Regions from separate parts of the Homo sapiens genome. Here region 2 is linked to region 1. Evidence: chromatin loops called from intact Hi-C (ENCODE). Cell type or tissue: stomach. All regions are shown on one strand.

Region 1 (5,000 bases):
AGAAACTATGTGAGTGGCATGGAGGTCAGAGACAAGAGGGAGCCCATGACAGTTCCTGGCCCCCAGCCTCTCTGCATAAACCCCTGGCATTACTTCCAGAGGATCTGCATTCAAAGCTGGGTGCTTGGGACAAGGGCCCTGAGAGTCCACATGGCACCTTCCTATGGATTAGAAAAAGACTCTCCTTTCTCTGCCGAGAGGATGAGACCAGTGTCAGTGCACATGTGTTGAAAGCGGATTGCAGCCTGGATTTGAAACCCTCCATTTCCTCGGGTGGGTGCCCTTGTGCAGCGCACAACCTGCCTAACCCGACATGGCAGACGTACTTGGGTTGAGAATGAGTCATTCTTAAACTTTAAAGGCTCCAGTGCTTCTGTCTGTGCTCCCAGCAGCTCTGCTGGAGCTCAACACAGGGTGAGAGCATAAGCTCAGGAGAGGGGGGGTCCTCAGATCTTGCCAAGGTTTCATGCCACCACTTTTCTCTTTAACCCCATAGAGCATAAAGTATCAGAGACCGGTAAAGAATATGAACGTGTGGGCACGGGGGGCTAGGGCCAATATCCCAAGATGCCCCCATCGCAGCTCAGATTTCAAGGTTACAGTGGGAAGAATTTCTGTCTTTCAAAGGAAAGGCCAAAAAAACCCCAATCCAACCACACATGCACAAACCAAAGACCCAAAACCTAACAACTAAAAGTCCGCAAAGTCAGCCACGAGATAAGTGAAATCGAAGTTGTTGCTTTCTGTGTTCTGTGACAGAGGATGCCTTCCGAGTGTCTTCGGCAAGCCTGAAGATAAAACCCAGGAATCCCAGTGTGGAGTCACACCACACGTGGAGTACCTTCCACGGACTCACTCCTTTAGTCTTCTTAACACTCACGACACAGGTAGTACTACCACTTCCATGTTAGAGAGGGGTAAACTGAGGCACAGAGCCCTTAGGGTACTTGCCTAGGTCCTACAGCTGAAGCTTGAACCCAGGCCATCTGGCTCCCAAGTCCAGGCTCTCAACCTAATCCAGGGGTAGGATCTTGTGGCGACATCGCCACCTACCCAGCAGGGGGTGGGTGCTGGCTCAGGCACCCCCACTTTGGGTGAGGGGCAGTCACCATGGGCATGACAGGGGTTGTGAGCCCCAATCCCAGCCTCCCTCTGGCTGGCTCATCTCCCCACGTGCCTGTCCAGGTACCTTGGGCCCCCTCTGCACACAGGGAGAGCAGGCAGCCAGAGACCAGCAAGGTGCCCCCTCGGCACACAGGGAGAGCAGGCAGACAGAGGCCAGCAAGGTGCCCCCTCACTAAGCTTTCGGCTGACATTTATCCTGAACGCCTGATCACGGCCCTAATGAATTCACTAATGAGGAAAAAACATGCCCTACGTAGGCCCCCAGTCCAATTAGACAGGCCAAGCGGGCCCGCGCTGGCACTTTTGCCAGAGACCCCAAGCGGGCCGTTTGCAGGTGTCTTTGCTAATTAGCACAAACTCACTCTCTGTCTCCATGACCTTTCAAATGCCAAGAGCCTGTCAGCCTGTCAGCGTCCATGTCCCTGAAGGGAAATGCTGTCTGCCACTCAGCCCTCTGCCACCCCCTGAGTTTATGTCCCAGGCTGCCAGTCAGGCCCCTCATGCTAACCTTCCCATAGGGACTGGGCATCCGGTATCCAGCTCAGCCAAACAAGTCTCTGTCACAGGAGCCACCCTGACAGGGCAGCCCTGAGCCTTTGTTCCTGTAATCTCTAAGTCCTAAGGGCAGCCTGGGGGGTCCTTTGAGTTTGCACCCCATCTCCCGCTCCCCTGAGGCATCCCATCCATCCTTCCTGTGGACACGTGAGGCAGGGCTAGCGTCAGTGTTGAGCAGTCCTGTGTGTGCTTGTGGGCCTATCGGCCTCCACATCTGCACCCCCTGCACACCTGTTCTCATCCCTGCACACCTGTTCCCATCCCCGCACCCACACCTCCCTGCACACCTGCTCTCATCCCTGCACACCTGTTCCCATCCCCGCACCCACGCCTCCCTGCACACCGGTTCACATTCCCGCACCAACACCTCCCTGCACACCTGTTCCCATCCCCGCACCAACACCTCCCTGCACACCTGTTCCCATCCCTGCACCCACACCTCCCTGCACACCTGCTCTCATCCCTGCACACCTCCCTGCACACCTGCTCTCATCCCTGCACACCTGTTCTCATCCCTGCACCCACACCTCCCTGCACACCTGCTCTCATCCCTGCACACCTCCCTGCACACCTGCTCTCATCCCTGCACACCGGTTCACATTCCCGCACCCACACCTCCCTGCACACCTGTTCCCATCCCTGCACCCACACCTCCCTGCACACCTGTTCCCATCCCCGCACCCACGCCTCCCTGCACACCTGCTCTCATCCCTGCACCCACACCTCCCTGCACACCTGCTCTCATTCTTGGATCCACACCTCCTTGACACCTATTCTCACCCCTACACTCATTCCTCTTTCCCCAGCCATTCTATTCCCACACCACTCCCCTATCTATACCCACACCAAGTCCCATCCCCACTCCTACAAGCTTTTAAGCTGCTGTGTTGAATCAGAACCTGCCTGCACCGCTGCCCCCCGACCATGTGAAGAATATCACGTGCCATCTCCGAGCCTTGTTTTCGTCATCTGGAAGGAGGGTGGGGGTTGATACTTCTTGTCTCAGGAGGATCACAATGAAGATTAAAGGAAAAAGCACATTCAAGTCCTGGTGCATAACAGACGTTCAGTGACTGCTGGCAGCCTCCCCCAGACCGAATTCCCTGCTGAGCACAGAGGAATCAAACCCCTCTGGACAAGCCACACCTGCGGACTCCCATTTCCGAGGCATTTGAGGCAGAGCAGCGGGGACTTATTGATATCTTCAATGAGCGAAGCCAGGAGAGCAACTATCTATCCTCAGACAGCCCTCTGAGGTGGGTGCTGTAATTATTCCCATTTACAGATAAGGAAACTGAGACTGCAGAATTTGGTGACTTGCCTGAGGCCAGAGCCGGTACGCGGCTGAGCCAGGACTTGAGCCTAGGCAGTCAGGCTGGGGGACCTGGGAAGCTCTTGCTGGAACCCGCATCTCACACCCACATTCACCCTGGTGACAGCCCCTAACGGTCACATAGTGGTGGCTGGTAAGATGTAAGCCCCAAGGAGAAGGAACAGGCTCGGCCTTTGAGGAGGCTGCAGTAAGGAAACTGAGAGTCCCACAGCTGTGCTCAGGGGGTGGACACATGGCCTCTGATGGGGGGAGCCTGCAGCAAGGACAGAACCCCATCTGTGCCCGAGGGGGCCAGGCACCACCTGCCCAAGTGTATACACTGCAGTGGCTCCTGCAGAGCTGCACACTCAGGAAGCCACACACGCACACTAACTGCACACACACTCGGGATGCACAGCCATGGCTAGAGGCCCACGCTGGACACACGCATTCCCAACAGCCTCACGCTGCTGAGTCACCGAGATACGCACAGCCACGCTCTCACCAACAAACACGTCCACCAAGTCTACAGACATTTACCGAGGACCTACTGTGTGCTGGGTATCAGGCCCGGGACAAGGGACAAACCCAAATCCCTACCTCTCAACCTGCTGGAGGAGCCAGGCCAGCACACAGGCAATGACGCTGAGGGCTCCGGCGACCCCATCTCAGGGACAGCCCCCTGATTTCCCCTCCTCATCTCCAAGGCTTTTCAGGCCATGATGCTACGGCTGTTTTTCCAGAGCCACTTCATCTCCCTACGTCCCTCTTATTCCTCCTCTGCTCCGTATGGAATCACTGCTGATGGTCCTTCTTCCCCAGAGGCCTGGGAGTGGTCACTGTCACCCCCCAGGGATGCAGGAGGCCAGGGTGGGAGACTCGTTGGAACTGATTCCAGCCCAGGCCTGTGCACCTGCCCTCCCACCATGCCCAAGGCCTCCAACTCCACCCTGCAACCGCCCTGGGTGGGAGCCGTCAACAGGAACTCCCAGGGATGAGGCGGGTGCTGGAGACCCAGGCCAGAGCTGCCACCCTCAACTGCAGCTTGTGCAGGAGAGGAACCGGGGCCAGAGGCGTTGGGGACCAAGGGCCCTGGGGCAGGTCACAGGGTCTCTGTTGCGTGCTCTTCCCCTGCCACAGGCTTGGTACTTGATGTGCATTTTCTCAATGAATGAACATACCGGGAGCACGCGATTCTCTTTAAAAACATTTGTCACCCACACCGCCTCTCTGGCTTTTCCCCAAAACCCAGGGAAGGAGGCAGGGCAAGTGTTATTGCCCCACTTTACCCACGGGAAAACCAAGGCCCAGAGAGGGAATCTGTCTTGGTTCAAGTCCACGGTGAGTTGCGTTGCAACTGTAATAATGATTCTGGTATTTTTAAGAAGGTGCTTTTTGTCAGCCGAGGCTCAGCTGGGCCGCCTAAACGTGCTTATTCTCTCAAGGCCTGGGCTCCTTCTGCAAGTGAAGCCCCTCCAAGGAGTCGGGAGAAGTGGAGCGCTATGAATTCCGTGGCCACAACAAGGCGCTGCTCACATTTTTAAAGAGGCTGAGAGAGAAAGGGAAAAGGGCCCCGGTCTTCAGGAGAGCCTCCGTTTCCTTCATGCAGCTGGGCAACCCTGGGGCAAATTGCTTAACCTCTCTGGGCTGCTATGGTGTCAACAGAGGCAAGAGCACTGACTGCTCAGGTTGCTACGATGAAGAACTGCACCAAGGCTTGTGAAGGGCCTAGCGTGAGGCTGGCGGCTTCCTTTCAAGGAGGGTTTCTGGGCCCCAGCCCGGGCTCCTCTGGTCCAGCCCAGCTAGGAAAAGGCCTAAAGTACACCCAGCCCTTACCACGGCCAGTCATTGTTCTTGGCATCACAGACAAGACTCACTGAGCCCTTGAGTGGAGCTGTCCCTACTAAGTAGGCCCTACTAGGATTCCCGTTTTACAGACAGGGAGGTCAAGGCACAGAGCAGCAGCAGGATTTGGCCTTCTAACTTCAGACCCCTGCACTCCAAACCT
Region 2 (5,000 bases), 220 kb before region 1:
AACATGGGGCTGCCCAGACCCCACAGCACCCTCGAGGGCCAGGGCAGCTAAAGCTCTGACCAGGGAAGGGTGTTCTCTGCCCTCCCACACATCCTGGGGGCCCAGAAAGGCAAGGATTTGGAGCCCCAATAGCGGCCAGAGGACAAAATGCTCACACATCCAAGCAGCCTGCCCTCCCACCCTTTACAACACCCGCAACCCGTGGCCTCCGTGGTCTCCTCCAGCACACAGGCTGGAAAACAGGAGGAACCAGGGGAGGTCACCTCCCCTCCTAAACCTGCCTCCAGCCCTGTGAACAGGGGCGGGGGTGACAATTCAGTGGCTCAGTGAGAGGATCCAGGTGGGAACCCAGTGAACACAGGGCCTCCCAAAGGAGGAGTGAGGGGCTCTCTCCGCAAACAAAGGGCCCCTGGCCACCCCAACACATAAACACACACACACACACACACACAGCCAACTACACACACAGGAACCAGAAATACTTCTTTATTCAAGCCCAAACGTGCAGCAGCCGCCTCCCAACCACAGCAGGCTCCTCCTTCCCTCCAGCCCCAGTTTCACCCCGCACAACCCATGTTCTCCCCACAACGCTCCTCAGATAGGGCACTCCCCCAGCAGGGGTACAGCTTGGCTCCGGGACCTCGGTCCCGCCGAGGCTGGCTTCAGTTTCTGAATTTGCCCACCAGTGGCTTCGAGGGCCAAGCCCCCAGGCCCTGCTGGTCCAGGAGGAGAGACAGCTGCCTGCGAGCCTCCTGGTAGGGCCCAGCCTAGGGCGGGAGATGAGAGGTGGGGTGAGAGGAGGTACCTGCAGGGGGCAGGGACTGCAGGGCTGGAGAGGGACCGGGACGGGGGGAGGGTGGGGAACCAACCTTGGCAGCCTCGTAGGTCTTCAAGGCCAGGAGGTAGGGCTTCCCCACAGCCCTGGCCGCCTGGTGAAAGGCCCGGAGAAAGGAGGCCTTGCAGAGACGGGAGGGAGGCCCCAGGGCGGCACTGGATGAAGAGAGGATACCACTGAGATCAGAGAGATACAAGCTGGACCAGCAGGCCTGCTACACACCTCACACTACCTCCTCTCACACTGTGACAATGTCACAGGACTCACAGGGCAGACAGAGGTGTGGCCACCACTACGGAGCTAGGAAGGGGTTGAGCGAAGGGGTTGAGCGAAGGGGTTGCGCTGGGATTAGACTGAGGTGAGGAAGCTCATGCATGAGCCCTCCATCACCAGCACTGCTCCACAGCCCGGCCCCAGGGGGCCCTTCTCACTTGGCCTTCACACGCCCGGTGGCCACATCCACAACCTCGATGCCAGGGTCCCCCAGGCTCCAGTTGAGGCTCAGGCCACGGCAGGTGTCAGGGGTGGGTTCGGAAGGGGCCACCGGGGGCCCTGCAAACAGGTGCAGGGCGGTCCGGACGTAGGGAGGTGGCAGGCATGGCCCCAGGACACTGTCCAGGCAGGGCCGGGTGTGGATGGCCCTGCTCAGAGTCGGAGGGTCGTGGCATGAGTCAGCTGCAGGGCAGAAGGGACAGGACAAGGTGAGTGACCTCCCTGCCCTCCCTTCTCACCCCCCCAGCCCTCACCACGTGCTCACCCAGGATGAGGCTGGTGCTGTAGAGTGGGGACACCAGGTGGGCCAGCAGGGCACCACCCAGCCCCAGCACGGCCCAGCGTGCCAGCTTGTCACTGGCTGACAGGCAGCCCACGTGGGTGTCACAGAGCGAGGGCGCCACGTAGCACACAGGCTTCAGCTGCCCGAGCACATGGGCCTGCAGGCGCATGGGTGGGCTGTGCGGGAGGCCACCTTCCGAGGTGGGGGGCAGGCTGCGGGCCGGGTGGGGACAGACATCAGCTTCAGGGCTGCTCTTCTGACCCTGGCCCCCACCCAGCAGCCCAACCGAGGGAGCCCCATCCCCCGCCTGCCCCGGGGGCCCTGCATACTAGATGTCACGGGCCGCGCCCTTGGGGGTGTTGCTGATGTAGAGGTGCAGGAAGACGCGGGGCTTGAGGGTGAATGGGGGTCCGGGCCCTGGCTGGGGGGCCAGCACGGACTGCTCCTTGCCCTTGGGGCCCCCCTGTGTGGCCAGCAGGAGCTGCCGGAACAAGAACCTAGGAGCGACAGGCACAGGGTGGTTGGGAAGACCTTGTCCTGGCGAAGGCTGCTATCAGGCGCCCACCCCACTGCCCCTCACCTCAGCAGGGCCCTGCGGGCGATGACCAGGCCATGGCAGTCGTGGAGCTGCTGGCCCGAGAACTCCAGCCAGCCAGCACAGCAGCTGCTGCCGGTGCCCAGAGCCACCAGCTTGTAGATCTCCTTCACGTGGCCCCTGGCACGCGGGATCTCTGTGCAGGAGGGGGCAGAGACGGCCCAGCCTAAGGCAAGGAGCTTGAGGGGGCCCTTCCCAGGGGGCCGGGGCCAGGGCCAGGGCTGGGGCGATCCCTACCCCTCTCCAGGATGACTCCAGCCACAGTCCCCTTACAGGCCCAGTATGGCGAGCGCTCGTCCAACAGGAGGTCAAAGCCGGCGCTCACCAACGCTGCGCAGCGCTGCTCATGGGTCAGGATGTTCTCTGCGCCAGGGCGAGAGACTGCAGGTAGAAGGGGGCCCACGCCTCTCCCCTCGACACTACAAGCCTGGGTCCGGGAATGCTCACCTACCTACGCTCAGGGGGGCCAGTGGAGGCCGGCTGGAGGTCTGGGGGGACTCTGAAAGAGGCAAGGAGGGCGGGCTGGTGTGGGTGCCAAGGCCCACCCTCCGTCCCTCAGGAAGCCAAGGAGGCGGGGAGAGGAAGTTTTCATCTTCCAGACACAGGACATTACACGAGCTGCTCTTCTAGCGGTCCCTACCCCCGGTGTCCCCAGAGGACGTGAAAGCAGGGACCGGCACATGTACCCCGCCCCAGCTCCCTGCAGGTGACGTCCTGATGCTCAGATGGTTTGTACAGCAACCCACCTCCTGCTCACACGCACAGCCACTTCCGCCTCCCCACGGGACTGCCAGCCTCAGTCCTCTTGTCCCCAGCTGCGGCTCAGCTGCCTGGCCCTCCCTCCATTACCTGGGTTCTCCAGCTGACTCCGGATGTAGCAGAGGGCAGAGAGCGCTGCCTGCTGTTTGGCCTCCGTCTTGCTATTCGCAGTGCCCGCAGGGCAGACCACCCCATCCAGTTCCGCGCTCACCGAGAAGGGGAAGCAGGGACCTGGGGAAGGAGCCAGGTGAGGAAGCAGCCCCCTGGCCTTCGCCCTGTGACAGGTACCACCTCTGCCTCCTCCTGACACCTGATATCGAGGACGGTCAGAATAATGAGACCCTCACCACCCTTCCCTTCCTCCAGCAGGCTCCATCGCCACCCCATGCCGCGCACACCCTTGAGTGCCTCTGCAGGCTGTGACCCATCGCTGATTCAACCAAGTCCTCACCCAACTCCTCCACAGCAGGGATGCGTGACTCCATTTCACAGATGAGCAGAAACGGCAGGCGGTTTGCCCAACTTGAGTCAGGACCCAAATCCAGGTCCCCTCTCCAGAGCCCACGCCACCCTGTTCTCAGGAGGAAGGCTCTGAGCACTTCCACCTGCCACAGACACATTGCTTTCAATTCCTCTCCTCCAGGGGCTCTATATTTGAACACTTTTCCTATGAAACAGTATCATTTTGGGTGTTACTTATAACACAAAAGAGAGATGAAAAATCTGGAACTGGGATCACATGGTCAAAGGTGCAGGGTTAATTTCACAGTACTTGCTGCTAAATTGTTTCTCCCAAGGACTGCCCCTCTGGGGGTTTCCCTTTTGGAAGGGAACCCATTTCAGCACTCCCCACTGCGCTGAGATCTGTCTGCTCTAAACAGGCATCAAAACCAGCAACCACAGACAGACGTGGAAGGGATGTTGGCCTTAGAAAGCCAGCATGTGGCTGCCATCCTAACAGCGACTGAATCTGGGGAGAACCATCAAAGCATGATTTTCTAAAACCACAAGTGACAATGTTATAGGGACAGGATATCTACATGATCTCCAAATGCCTCCCCTGGATGACTTATTCAGCACAAAGGAGAAAGTGAAGACACCTGGTAGATGCCACCCTAGTCAAATCCCCACAGCTCGCATCGCCAGGGGACAAAGCAAGATCGCACACTTCCTGGTGAGATGCGTGCCAAAGACTCGACATCACTTCAATAACACATCACCTGAACTCAGTTCTGAGGAAACAGACAAACCCAAGCTGAAGGACATTCGCAAAACTACTGGCCCTTACTCTTCAAAGACATCAATGTTGTGAAAGACAAAGACAGGAACTGTTTCAGGTAAGAGATTAAAGAGGCATGACAGCTAACTGTAATGTCATACTGGGATGGGAAACAATGGCCATGAGGTCATTACTGGGACAACTGGCAAAATTTGAATGTGAATAGAAATTAGAAGATGGTATTATATCAATGTTAAATTTCCAGGATTTGATAATTGTATTGTAGTTACATAAGAGATGCCCTTGTTTTTAAGAAATATAGATGAGGCCGGGCACAGTGGCTCACTCCTGTAATCCCAGCACTTTGTGGGGCTGAGGACAGGAACTCAAGACCAGCATGGCCAACACGGTGAAACCCCATCTCTATTAAAACACAAAAAAATTAGCTGGGCACGGGGGCACAAGTCTGTCATTCCAGCTACTCGGGAGGCTGAGGCGCAAGAATCGTTTGAATTCGAAAGGCAAAGGTTGCAGTGAGTTGAGATCTCACCACTGCACTCCAGCCTGGGCCACAGAGCGAGACTCTGTCTCAAAGGAAAAAAAAAAAGAGGGCTGGGCAAGGTGGCTCTAACCTATAATCCCAGCACTTTGGGAGGCCAAGGCGGGCGGATCACTAGAGGTCAGGAGTTTGAGACCAGCCTGGCCAACATGGTGAAACCCCATCTGTACTAAAAATACAAAAATAAATTAGCCGGGCTTGGTGTGGACACCTGTAATCCCAGCTACTCAGGAGGCTGAGGTAGGAGAATCACTTGAA

The links. Peaks named below come from ENCODE experiments on the same cell type or tissue, not always from the same donor. Only the 100,000 strongest peaks of a DNase experiment are listed, where the experiment ranks them.
Region 2: a loop joins it to region 1, with 2.4 times the contacts of the local background. A loop is called at or near these places in 28 of 110 quality-filtered maps.

Annotation. Positions count from the first base shown.
Region 1 is chr16:83,972,277-83,977,276 of GRCh38, reverse strand. The region is part of intron 2 of NECAB2 (N-terminal EF-hand calcium binding protein 2); the gene reads right to left. Among named protein-coding and RNA genes, the nearest start is that of NECAB2, 6.5 kb to the right of the region's middle. RefSeq lists a silencer at 2,819-3,113 and an enhancer at 3,318-3,819. In stomach, no CTCF peak of the experiment used is centred here; no DNase peak of the experiment used is centred here; H3K27me3 peaks cover 997 bases.
Region 2 is chr16:84,192,637-84,197,636 of GRCh38, reverse strand. It overlaps ADAD2 (adenosine deaminase domain containing 2), which reads right to left. Exons shown (of 10, transcript NM_001145400.2): 2 at 3,055-3,195; 3 at 2,657-2,704; 4 at 2,443-2,568; 5 at 2,191-2,341; 6 at 1,940-2,107; 7 at 1,593-1,822; 8 at 1,267-1,510; 9 at 870-990; 10 at 471-767. The coding sequence ends at 663. It overlaps ADAD2-AS1 (ADAD2 antisense RNA 1), which reads left to right and starts at 584. Exons shown (of 5, transcript NR_147175.1): 1 at 584-755; 2 at 2,196-2,376; 3 at 2,481-2,592; 4 at 2,912-3,248; 5 at 3,331-5,000. RefSeq lists enhancers at 1,354-1,976, 2,132-3,331. In stomach, no CTCF peak of the experiment used is centred here; no DNase peak of the experiment used is centred here; H3K27ac peaks cover 471 bases; H3K27me3 peaks cover 2,563 bases.